Linked DNA regions of Homo sapiens: region 2 is linked to region 1. Evidence: read pairs that join two places in POLR2A ChIA-PET (ENCODE). Cell type or tissue: HepG2. All regions are shown on one strand. Links, peaks and the distances in the headings refer to the core of each region. The heading gives the core; the rest is flanking DNA.

Evidence for each region. ChIA-PET counts read pairs that join two places held together with the same protein. Peaks named below come from ENCODE experiments on the same cell type or tissue, not always from the same donor. Only the 100,000 strongest peaks of a DNase experiment are listed, where the experiment ranks them.
Region 2: POLR2A ChIA-PET joins it to region 1 with 31 read pairs; 6 of 35 experiments call an interaction of 5 or more read pairs at or near these places.

The regions. Positions count from the first base shown.
Region 1 is chr9:6,588,102-6,593,481 of GRCh38, forward strand. It overlaps GLDC (glycine decarboxylase), which reads right to left. Exons shown (of 25, transcript NM_000170.3): 10 at 4,750-4,889; 11 at 4,042-4,122; 12 at 1,094-1,191; 13 at 517-601; 14 at 300-341. Among named protein-coding and RNA genes, the nearest start is that of GLDC, 55 kb to the right of the region's middle. RefSeq lists an enhancer at 2,708-3,002. In HepG2, for the core only: no CTCF peak of the experiment used is centred there; DNase peaks (open chromatin) are centred at 2,840 and 4,310.
Region 2 is chr9:6,662,229-6,667,608 of GRCh38, forward strand. It overlaps the pseudogene RPS3AP54. Among named protein-coding and RNA genes, the nearest start is that of GLDC, 19 kb to the left of the region's middle. RefSeq lists an enhancer at 2,802-2,946 and a cis regulatory region at 2,868-2,881. In HepG2, for the core only: no CTCF peak of the experiment used is centred there; DNase peaks (open chromatin) are centred at 2,543 and 2,833; H3K4me3 peaks cover 268 bases.

The DNA of each region.
Region 1 (5,380 bases), core at 175-5,174:
ATATGACAGGTTTAAAAGGGGGTGGGGGTGGGGGAGGGATAGGATAGAAAGGCATAAATACCATATACATTTAATTAATTTTATTAAAAAATAATAAGTTTACCCATACATTTAAATGATGAAGTCGTGAGAAATACAGGGTTACTCCCAAGATTGGTGAATAGCAAGGTAAAGAATTATTAAAATAGTTCTTCAATCACAGAATCACAGTCCCAGTAGATTTCACTAGTTCTGGGCTTAGGTGGAAGCTAGAACACTGCCCCTTGCTGAGTATCCACTTACAGAAGTGAGCTACTTACTGCGAGTTCAGACGAACTGTTCAGTTTCATGGTGCAGGATCCCTTTAAGAAGAACATCCAAAATGTATCACATTAGTGATTTTCTATAGTCCATCAATCAACCCTCCATTCTCCCAGCATGGCCACCCCTTTGTTGCTCTTGGAGCATATTAGGTAGGACCAAGAGACGTGGGATTGGGGTAGCTTGGAAATGAGAAAAAAGGCCACAAATAACTACCAGTGGAATCATGCTGTGAACAAGGGAAATGTCTTTATTTTCCAGTTTCTTCATGTACCGGACAATGTTTGTTTCAGAGTGGTAGCTGTGAACACAAAACACAGAATTAGGGGCCCCAAAAGTAGATATGAGTCCATGCACATCCTCCTGACATATAAGACACACCGAAATCTACTTTCAAAATGCAGATCAATTTTGGCCACGGACAATATGTCAACTACACTCAGAGAGAAGGGCACAGACCCCCACAAACCTCAGAGGATGTCTTGGACAAGAAGCTGACTGTGGGTATGAGTTGAAGGTTGGGAAGAAGAGGATATAGGGCTCTTGGGAGTGAACTTCAGCCTGGCAATTATTCATCCCTGCTTCCTGACTGCCAAGGGAGCAGAGCCACCAGGAAACAAAGTGTGCTTTTCCCAAGTCAGGAACGGGATCGTTATGAGGATGAAATACTTGGGAGCCACGGCTGAGCCAGAATAACCAGGCCACAGCAGGCGAAATCAGCAGCAGCACTCTGCCTAACTCCCTAGCTGATTACCAAAGCACAAAACGCAGAAGTCACACAAGACACACAAACCTGTTGAACACTTGATGGGTGAGGAACGGGCTGGTCCTCTTGAACACAGACCCTGGAATACCTCTGCACTCCTCTCCCATGCTTTCAGCAACCAGTTCCTGAAGGAGAAACACAGAGATGATAGGGCCAGAACTGTGCCTGGAGCCACATGTGGACATCCAGGCTTCTGGGTGGCTGGGCCACAAAGCACTCAAAATGGATCAAATATATAATTTTACTTATTTATTTATTTATTTATTTATTTAATATTTTTGGAGGCAGGGTCTTTCTCTAGCACCCAGGCTAGAGTGCAGTGGCACGATCTCAACTCACTGTAGCCTTGGCCCTACTGGGCTCAATCCTCCTACCTCAGTCTCCTGAGTAGCTGGGGCTACAGGTGCATGCCACCACACCTGGCTGATTTTTGTATTTTTCTAGAGACGATGTTTCACCATGCCGCCCAGGCTGGTCACAAACTCCTGGGCTCAAGCAATCTGCCTGCCTTGGCTTCCCAAAGTGCTGGGATTACAGTCATGGGCCACTGAGCCTGGCCAAAGATGTAAATTTAAAAGCTAAAACTACTAAAACTTAGAAGAAAATAGGCCAGGCGCGGTGGCTCACACCTGTAATCCCAGCACTTTGGGAGGCCGAGGTGGGTGGATCACAAGGTCAGGAGATCGAGGCCATCCTGGCTCACATGGTGAAACCCCGTCTCTACTAAAAAATACAAAATTAGCCGGTCGTGTTGGCGGGTGCCTGTAGTCGCAGCTACTCGGGAGGCTGAGGCAGGAGAATGGCGTGAACCTGGGAGGTGGAGTTTGCAGTGAGCTGAGATCATGCCACTGCACGCCACCCTGGGCGACAGAGCAAGACTCCATCTTAAAAAAAAAAAAGAAAATATAGGGGCTAATCTGCATAACCTTGGATCTGGCAATGGTTTCTTAAATGTGACACCAAAGGAATAAACAATAAACATATATAAAAATTAGATAAATTAAATTTCTATAAAATTTGAAATGTGTGTGCATCAAAGAACATTATCAAGAAAGTTAAGAGACTGACTACCCACAGAATGGAAGAAAATATATGTAAGTCATATATCTGATAAGGATTTAATATCCAGAATATATAATCAATACATGGCTTGATCCTCATTCCTTGCCAGGCTAATAATATGACTAATACAGATTTAATACTTGTCCCCTCCAGATCTCAGGGTGAAATGTGATCCCCAGTGTTGAAGATGGGCTTGGCGCTGTCTTCACAGTAATGAGTGAGTTCTCACTCTACTAGTTCCCATGAGAACTGATGAGAAGTGATTGTTAAAAAGAGCCTGGCACCTCCCTCCTCTCTCTCTCTTCCTTTTTCTTTTGCCATGTGATGCCTGCTCCTCTTCCCCTTCCTTCATGAGAGGAAGTTTCCTGAAACCCTCACCAGAAGCAAACGCTTCTTGCACAGCACAGCCTGCAGAAACATGAGCCAAATAAAGCTATTTTATTTATAAATTATTTAGCCTCAGGTACTCCAATGCAAATGAACTAAAATAATGGCCCTCTTGACCCCTTAGTGATGCTCCAGAAACATTTCTCAAATGCATGAACCAAATATCTGTGATTAAATTTAGTGCAGAGTTCTACAGAGAAGGAGCTAACTCAGTCCTGTTTAATTGAGGTTTAAAAGAGAACACTGTGATGCTTCTTTGATCATTTATGAATGTTATCTGGTATAACCCTTTGAAGTCCTCTCTCAAAGAGGGCACAGATAAGCAAGACAGCACCACTCAGCACTCTGGAAGGTATTTCTACTTCCTTTCATCTATCCATTTAACAAATATTTACTTAGTGATTAATACACACCAGGCAGTGTAGGCTGTTGTGATTAACACCTTGCCACAGGTCTAGGTAGCTACTGTCGGCTCTCTTTCACTCTCATCCCATGGAATGGTAACTTTTCTCTTGCTTTCCCCCACTACTTCATTATTTTAGAAAGCAACTCATTACACTGAACTGCTTATAGCTTTCATGTACTCCCTCTCCCAGCCTTTGTGACTGCTTTCTCCAGTGTCTAGAACACTCGGACCCATCTTCCTTTCCCTCTTGTGCCATCTTGGTCTAGATAACTCCTGCTTATCTTCTTGGTAAGGAGCTCATCCTGTGAGCTCCCAGAACATCTTCACACATCAGTCACCTGGATTCTAATCTTAAGCTTGTTTATCTGAATCCCTAATAAACTGTAAGCACCAGGAGGACAAGAAGCATGTCTAATTCACCACTGTGTCTTCAGGGCCTAGCATAGCACCTGACACATATTGGGTCCTCAATAAATATGTATTAAATGAATATCATAATTTTCCAATGAATGACATAACCAAGATACAAATGTCTTGCATCTTTGTAGTAGAGGCAGTTTCTTTCTTTTTTCTTTTTTTGAGATGGAGTTTTGCTCTTGCTGCCCAGGCTAGAGTGCAATGGCGCAATCTCAGCTCACTGCAACCGCCGCCTCCTGGGTTGAAGCAATTCTCCCACCTCAGCCTCCTGAGTAACTGGGATTACAGGTATGTGCCACCATGCCTGGCTAATTTTGTATTTTTAGTGGAGACGGGGTTTCTCCATGTTGGTCAGGCTGGTCTTGAACTCCTGACCTCAGGTGATCTGCCCCCCCGCCCCCCTGACCTCCCAAAGTGCTGGGATTACAGGCATGAGCCACCATCCCCAGCCTAGAGGCACTTTCAATGAAACACCATTAACAATCTTTCCAACTAGCCTGGGTGCATAATACTGGCTGGAGCCCTACAGCAGTGACCTCCAGCTGTCAGCAGTGACTAGCAAGGGATAGTCAGTGGAATAATTTTAACAACAAGCTACCAGTGTCACACTTGGGCCCCTTCTCCCTCACACTCAGGGGATAAGCTACTTTTGCTACCACCTCCAATAGTTATGATGAGGAACGCATGTTTTTATTTTACTTACTGCAGATGACTCACAACCAAAGATCCACAACAAATCGTCCAGATCTTTTTCATTGACTGTTTCATCAAGAGAAATACCAAGCTACAGAAACACAAACAAAATGGAAAACATCAACTCTAAACTCCACATCACTGGAGGAATCCCAAGAGAGGTCAAAGGGGAGACAGTGCTAAACAAAATCCCATCATTCCAAAATATCAGGGTACAATTATCTCCACGCTAAGGCTTAGAGGAAGGTGGCTAGACCAGTCCCAGGTTTCACAAGGCTTCGAGTTTTGCCAGCCACCTCTGAACTCTAACATTCCATGGCTGCAGGACACTCCTTTTGAAGCTAGACATGCTTATCTTTTTCTTCCCTTAACCCACTTATCAGATATTGAGGAGATTTTCTTCCCTTAACCTGTATATCAGTTATCAGAGCCTTTATCTTAAAGTCAGTCATACTGTGAAGAGAGGAGTATTATGAACAAAATATGTGCATTTCAGTCCCACATATGAAAACACTAAGTCTAAAAGAAAGCAAAGGGTGAATGATCCTTTACTGAAAAGACCACAGTGTTGCATAATGTAAATAACACTTGTTTATGAAAAAATAGGACTGTGCCTAAAGTTTTCCTTTTTATTTTTTAAAAACAAAGAGAAAACCTTTTAATGAGAAACAATGTGAAAATTTGAAAAACTGGTAAAAATACTGAAAATTTGACTTACTGTGCCATCCTCAAAAAGCCGAAAATTGATCTGCCGCTGAGCGGCCCTGCCCAAGACCTCCTTCACTGAGCAGCCACACTGAATCTTCAAGGTATCAAAGAACAGGTCATGCTGGAGTTGATGCCCTGCTCGCTTGAGACCTACACAAGATAGGAGATCCCCCAAACTCTCATATAGAAACCTGCTCCTCAGCCATTGACATGTCACAGAATAATAAAGAGATAAATTCTACTAGACTCTTGTTGGTCCTGGGGAGTGCTTTGGTGATTGCTTTTTAAAAAACTAAACATGTTTATTATCATGCTGTAGAAAATTATGAAATACATATAAAAGAGTAAGGAAAATCAACATACAATTGCATTACTGCGTGTATTTTGGTGTATTATTTCTCAAGAAATGGGGGAGCAGGTAGTATCAGATATATATATATATATATAAAATTATACCTTTTTTTTTTTGAGAGATACAGTCTCACTCTGTTGTCCAGGCTGGAATGCAGTGGCATGATCATAGCTGATTGCATCCTCAAACTCCTGGGCTCAAGCTCATGCAATCCCCTTGCCTCAGCCTCCCAAGTAACTGGGATCAAGGACTCATGCCATCACACCTGGCTAATAATTTTTTAAATTTT
Region 2 (5,380 bases), core at 323-5,322, 74 kb after region 1:
TGAAAGGAACAGCTGTGAGTTGGTAGCCAAATTTCTTAAGGTGTTGCTTAGTTAGGCAAGGCTTAAAAAAGACAAATAAAAATTTAACAATGAAGATATTACATGAGAGGTCACATAGATGGCACACCCTGCCCTCTATGCCTAAATTCTCATATGAGTTGCATTTCCACCTTTCTGGCTCTTCGAGCAGCGACTTGGTGGTTGGCAAGAACAAGCTCCTTATGAAAGGCAGCAAAAAGGGAGCCAAGAAGAAGGTATTCGATCCATCTTCTAAGAAAGACTGGTATGATGTGGAAGCACCTGCTATGTTCAGTGTAAGAAATATTGGGAAATACTAGTCAGCAGGACTCCAGAAATGAAAATTTGTCTCTGTTTGCTCAAGGGTCATTTGTTTGAAGTGAACCTTGCTGAATGATGAAGTTGCATTTAGAAAAGTCAAGCTTATTATCGAGGATGTTCAGAGCAAAAACGCCTAACTTGCATGGCATGGATCTTAGCAGTGACAAAATGTGTTCCATGGTGAAAAAAGGGCAATGATTGCAGCTCATGTTAATGTCAAGACTGCCAATGTCTTGCTTACCAAGACTACTACTGCTTGCTTTGCCTATTCTGTGTTGGTAAAAAACAACAGTCGGCCAGGCGCTGTGGCTCACACCTGTAATCCCAGCACTTTGTGAGGCTGAGACAGGCGGATCACCTGAGGTCAGGAGTTCGAGACCAGCCTGGCTAACATGGTGAAACCCTGTCTCTACTAAAAAAAAAAAAAAAAAAAAATTAGCTGGGTGTGCTGGCACATACCAGTTATCCCACCTACTTGGGAGGCTGAGGCAGGAGAATTGCTTGAACGCAGGAGGCAGAGGTTGCAGTGAGCCAAGGTTGCACCACTGCACTCCAACCTGGGCAAGAGAGCAAGACTCCGTCTCAAAAAAAAAAAAAAAACCAGTCAGATACAGAAAACCTCTTACACACATACCAACAAGTATGCCAAGGAGATGACTGAAAACATGACCTGAGAGGTGCAGAAAAGTGACTTGAAAAGGTGGTCAATAAATTGATTCCAGATAGCATTGGAAAAGACAAAGAAAAGGCTTACCAGTCTATTTATCCTCTGCCTGATGTCCTGATTAGAAAAGTGAAAATGCATGCGGGGCGCAGTGGCTCACACCTGTAATCCCAGCACTTTGGGAGGCTGAGACGGGCGGATTACCAGGTCAGGATTTTGAGACCAGCCTGACCAACATGGTGAAACCCCATCTCTACTAAAAATAGAAAAATTAGCTAGGTGTGATGGCACGCCTGTAATCCCAGCTACGCAGGAGGCTGAAGCAGGAGAATCGCTTGAACCCGGGAGGCGGACATTGCAGTGAGCTGAGATAGCACCAGTGCACTCCAGCCTGGGCGACAGGGCAAGACTCCATCTCAAAAGAAAAGCGGCCCAAGTTTGAATTGGGAAAATTCATTGAGCTTCATGGTCAAGGCAGTAGTTCTGGAAAAGCTCCTGGGGACAAGACAGGTGCTAAAGTTGAATGAGCTGATAGATATGAACCACCAATTCAAGTATCTGTTTAAAATTCAGACTTTTAATAGTGACAAAAAGTCCTATTTGTAAACAAACAAACAAACAAACAAAAACCAGTTACTTGGCCTGGCACGGTGGCTCACGCCTGTAATCCCAGCACTTTGGGAGGCCAAGGCAGGCAGATCACCTGAGGTCAGGAGTTCAAGACCAGCTTGGCCAAGATGGTGAAACCTCGTCTCTACTAAAAATACAAAAATTAGCCAGGCGTGGTGGCAAGCGTCTGTAGTCCCAGCTACTCAGGAGGCTGAGACAGGAGAATGCTTGAACCTGGGAGGCGGAGGTTGCAGTGAGCCAAGATAGTGCCACTGCCCTCCAGCCTGGGCAACAGAGTGAGACTCCGTCTAAAACAAAACAAAACAAAAAACAGTTACTTGATATTAGTAAAATGCAATGAAGACCCTTACTGCTACTTACAGGTGAATGATCAAAGGTCATTCCTGAGATGTGAGTCTAACAAATGGGAGGGTTTTGGCCACCATAATGGAAACAGGGCTGTCCGTGAAGAGTGGGTCCAGGGTGTAGGAAGCTGACTAGCTCCAGAAAGGTGAGCTTGGGGGTTGGTGGGAGCATCGAAGGGGAAGGACAGAGCAGGCCAGTTGCTCCTGTGTGGTGGAGGTCAGAGGTCAGGTTGAGGGATCTGAGCTCCAGAGCTATCTCCAGGGGTTGGGTGAGGGGAAGTGAGTTAGCATACAGTGTTCAAGCAGGCTGTTTGGGAAAGGATTCAACCACACAGATCCAACCAAACCTTGAGGGTCACCTATACTTGAGCGAGAGCAAAGCTCCTTAAGGAAGCAAAGAAGTCTTGAGAGAGAGGAGGCAGGGCAGCATAGAGTCCTGGAGACCAAAGAGGAGAAAATGTCATAAATGGGGTGGGGACACTGTGACCAGACAACCCGGTGAGGTCAGAGGGAAGGGAAACAGGAAAAGACTGCATGGAATGTGTGCGCAGGAGATCCCTGTGACCTCTGAGGTAACAATTAACCCCAGGTCAGCCCATTTGTGCAAGGCTACAGAGTGAATGACAAGGAAGGAATGCACCCGATTCCAATCACTGCTTATGATGGCCAGTGATTAAAGATGGGAGGAAATCCCACAGTGGCTCAAGGGAACAGGAACAAGTTTTCAGAATGGTCAGACTTTGCCCCCCTTGTGGCATTGGGCAAAACACTTAAGTGGGTCACCTCACTGAGGCCTTTCCCTTCCACATGGAGTTTCCTGGCTTTGCTGGCCATGGTGGTGTAATCCAGCACTGCCTGGACAGAGCTTTACACCAACAGGTATCAGAGTCAATTCCAAAGTTCACTCAGTGACCAGCTTGTGAAAAGAGCAAATAAACCATGGGTGTTTTATCTCAAATGCCATTATCTCTGCAAAAATGACCTCTGGAATAGCACATAGAACATCCTCTATGCATTTTAGAAAGTGAGTGCATTGGATATAAAGACACTGCAATGGCCAGGCACAGTGGCTGACACCTGTAATCCCACCACTTTAGGAGGCCGAGGTGGGTAGATCACCTGAGGTCAGGAGTTCGAGACCAGCCTGGCCAATATGGTGAAACCCCTGTCTCTACAAAAATACAAAAAATTAGCTGGGCATGATGGCGGGTGTCCTTAATCTCAGCTACTCAGGAGGCTGAGATGGGAGAATTGCTCGAAACCGGGAGGCAGAGGTTGCAGTGAGCCAAGATCGTGCCATTGCATTCCAGCCTGGGCGACACAGCAAGACTCCATCTCAAAAAAAAAAAAAAGATACTGCAAGAAGACGAACAACTCATCCATACATTTGAAAATATTGAAGCCCAGACACATACAGCCTTCACAAAAAATGAAGAGGAAAAAAAGCCAAGTAGAGTCAAGATGAAACATATGCATGGGAGAAAAGAAGTAATTTTCCTTTACTCATCTTAGGGTCTCCAGCTGAGTCCCTGTAAACTAGTCTGGCAAAAGACAGATTAGCATGAGTAAAGCAAACAGAAGTTCACTAACTTGTGCATCTTGCATGTATACGTGGAAACACCCATATGAGTAACCCCAAGGGCTGGTTAGAACTGGGACTGATATAACATCTCAGACTAAACAGAAGAAAAGGAGTTTTGGGTTTCTGGGAATGGGGAGGCAAGTAGTGGGGAGATGACCAGAGAAAGTATAGTAAACAATGCTTGTTTAGTAAGATTTGTTCTGCAGATTTGAGTCAGTGCCTTTCCAATGGACAAGATTTGTTAAGAGTCTTCCTCTGGCTGGGTGCGGTGGCTGACGCCTGTAATCCCAGCACTTTGGGAGGCTGAGGCGGGCAGATCACGAGGTCAGGAGATCGAGACCATCCTGGCTAACACAGTGAAACCCCGTCTCTACTAAAATACAAAAAATTAGCCGGGTGTGGTGGCGGGCGCCTGTAGTCCCAGCTACTCGGGAGCCTGAGACAGAAAAATGGCGTGAACCTGGGAGGTGGAGCTTGCAGTGAGCCGAGATCGCGCCACTGCACTCCAGCCTGGGTGACAGAGCAAGGCTCTGTCTCAAAAAAAAGAAAAGCAGCAGCTCCCAAGAAGAGGAACAGACTCAGTCAGTTTCCAAAGGTCACTCTTTCATGCCGGGTGCAGTGGCTCACGCCTGTAATCCTAGCATTTTGGGAGGCTGACACAGGCAGATCACCTGAGGTCAGGAGTTCGATACCAGCCTGGCCAACATGGTGAAACCCTGTCTCTACTAAAAATACAAAAATCAGCTGGGCGTCGTGGCACGCACCTGTCGTCCCAGCTACTCGGGAGGCTGGGGCAGGAAAATCGCTTGAACCTGGGAGGCAGAGGTTGCAGTGAGCCTAGATCATGCCATTGCAGTCCAGCCTGGGCAACAAGAGCAAAACTCCATCTCAAAAAAAATAATAATATTTGTAAGCCAGGCCCAGTGGCTCAAGCCTGTAATCCCAACACTTTGGGGAGGCCATAGCAGGCAGATAGGTTGAGCCCAGGAGTTTAAGACCAGTCTGGGCAACATGGCAAAACCCTGTCTCTATTAAAAAAAGAAAGAAAGAAAGAAAAAAAAAGCAGTTGTGACTAGATAGCCTTTTCTCAAAGGTGGTTGCCCAGCCTCCTGAGTAGCTGGGACTATAGGTGCTTGGCACCATGATGGCTATTTTTATTTTATTTTATTTTTATTATTATTATTGAAATGGAGTCTTGCTCTGTCGCCCAGGCTGGAGTGCTGTGGCGCAGTCTCGGCTCACTGCAACCTCCACCTCCAGGGTTCAAGTGATTCTCCTGCCTCAGCCTCCGGAGTAGGTGGGATTACAGGCGCCTGCCACCGCACCCGGCTACTTTTTCTATTTTTAGTAGAGATGGGGTTTCACCATGTTGGCCTCGGCCTCCCAAAGTGCTGAGATTACAGGCATGAGCCACTGCGCCCAGCCTTATTATTATATTATAATTATATAAATATTATATTTTAATTATATTAATGTTATATTAATATTACATTGTATTTATATATAATATAAATATTATATTTAACAATATAAAATATACATTAGGTATTTTATTATTTTATTATAAAATAAAAAATAGCCGGCATGGTGGCAGGCACCTGTAGTCCCAGCTACTCAGGAGCCTGAGGCAAGAGGATTGCTTGAGCCCAAAAGTTGGAGGCTGCAATGAGCTACAAGCACATGTCACTGCACTGCAGCATGGGTGAGAGTGAGACCTGTCTGTAACAACAAAAAAAAGTTTTATAGCTCCCCTCTATATGAGACGGGGGTTTGTGGACTGGAGTTTTGTTAATTTATTTACCTACCCTTTATTTTAACATA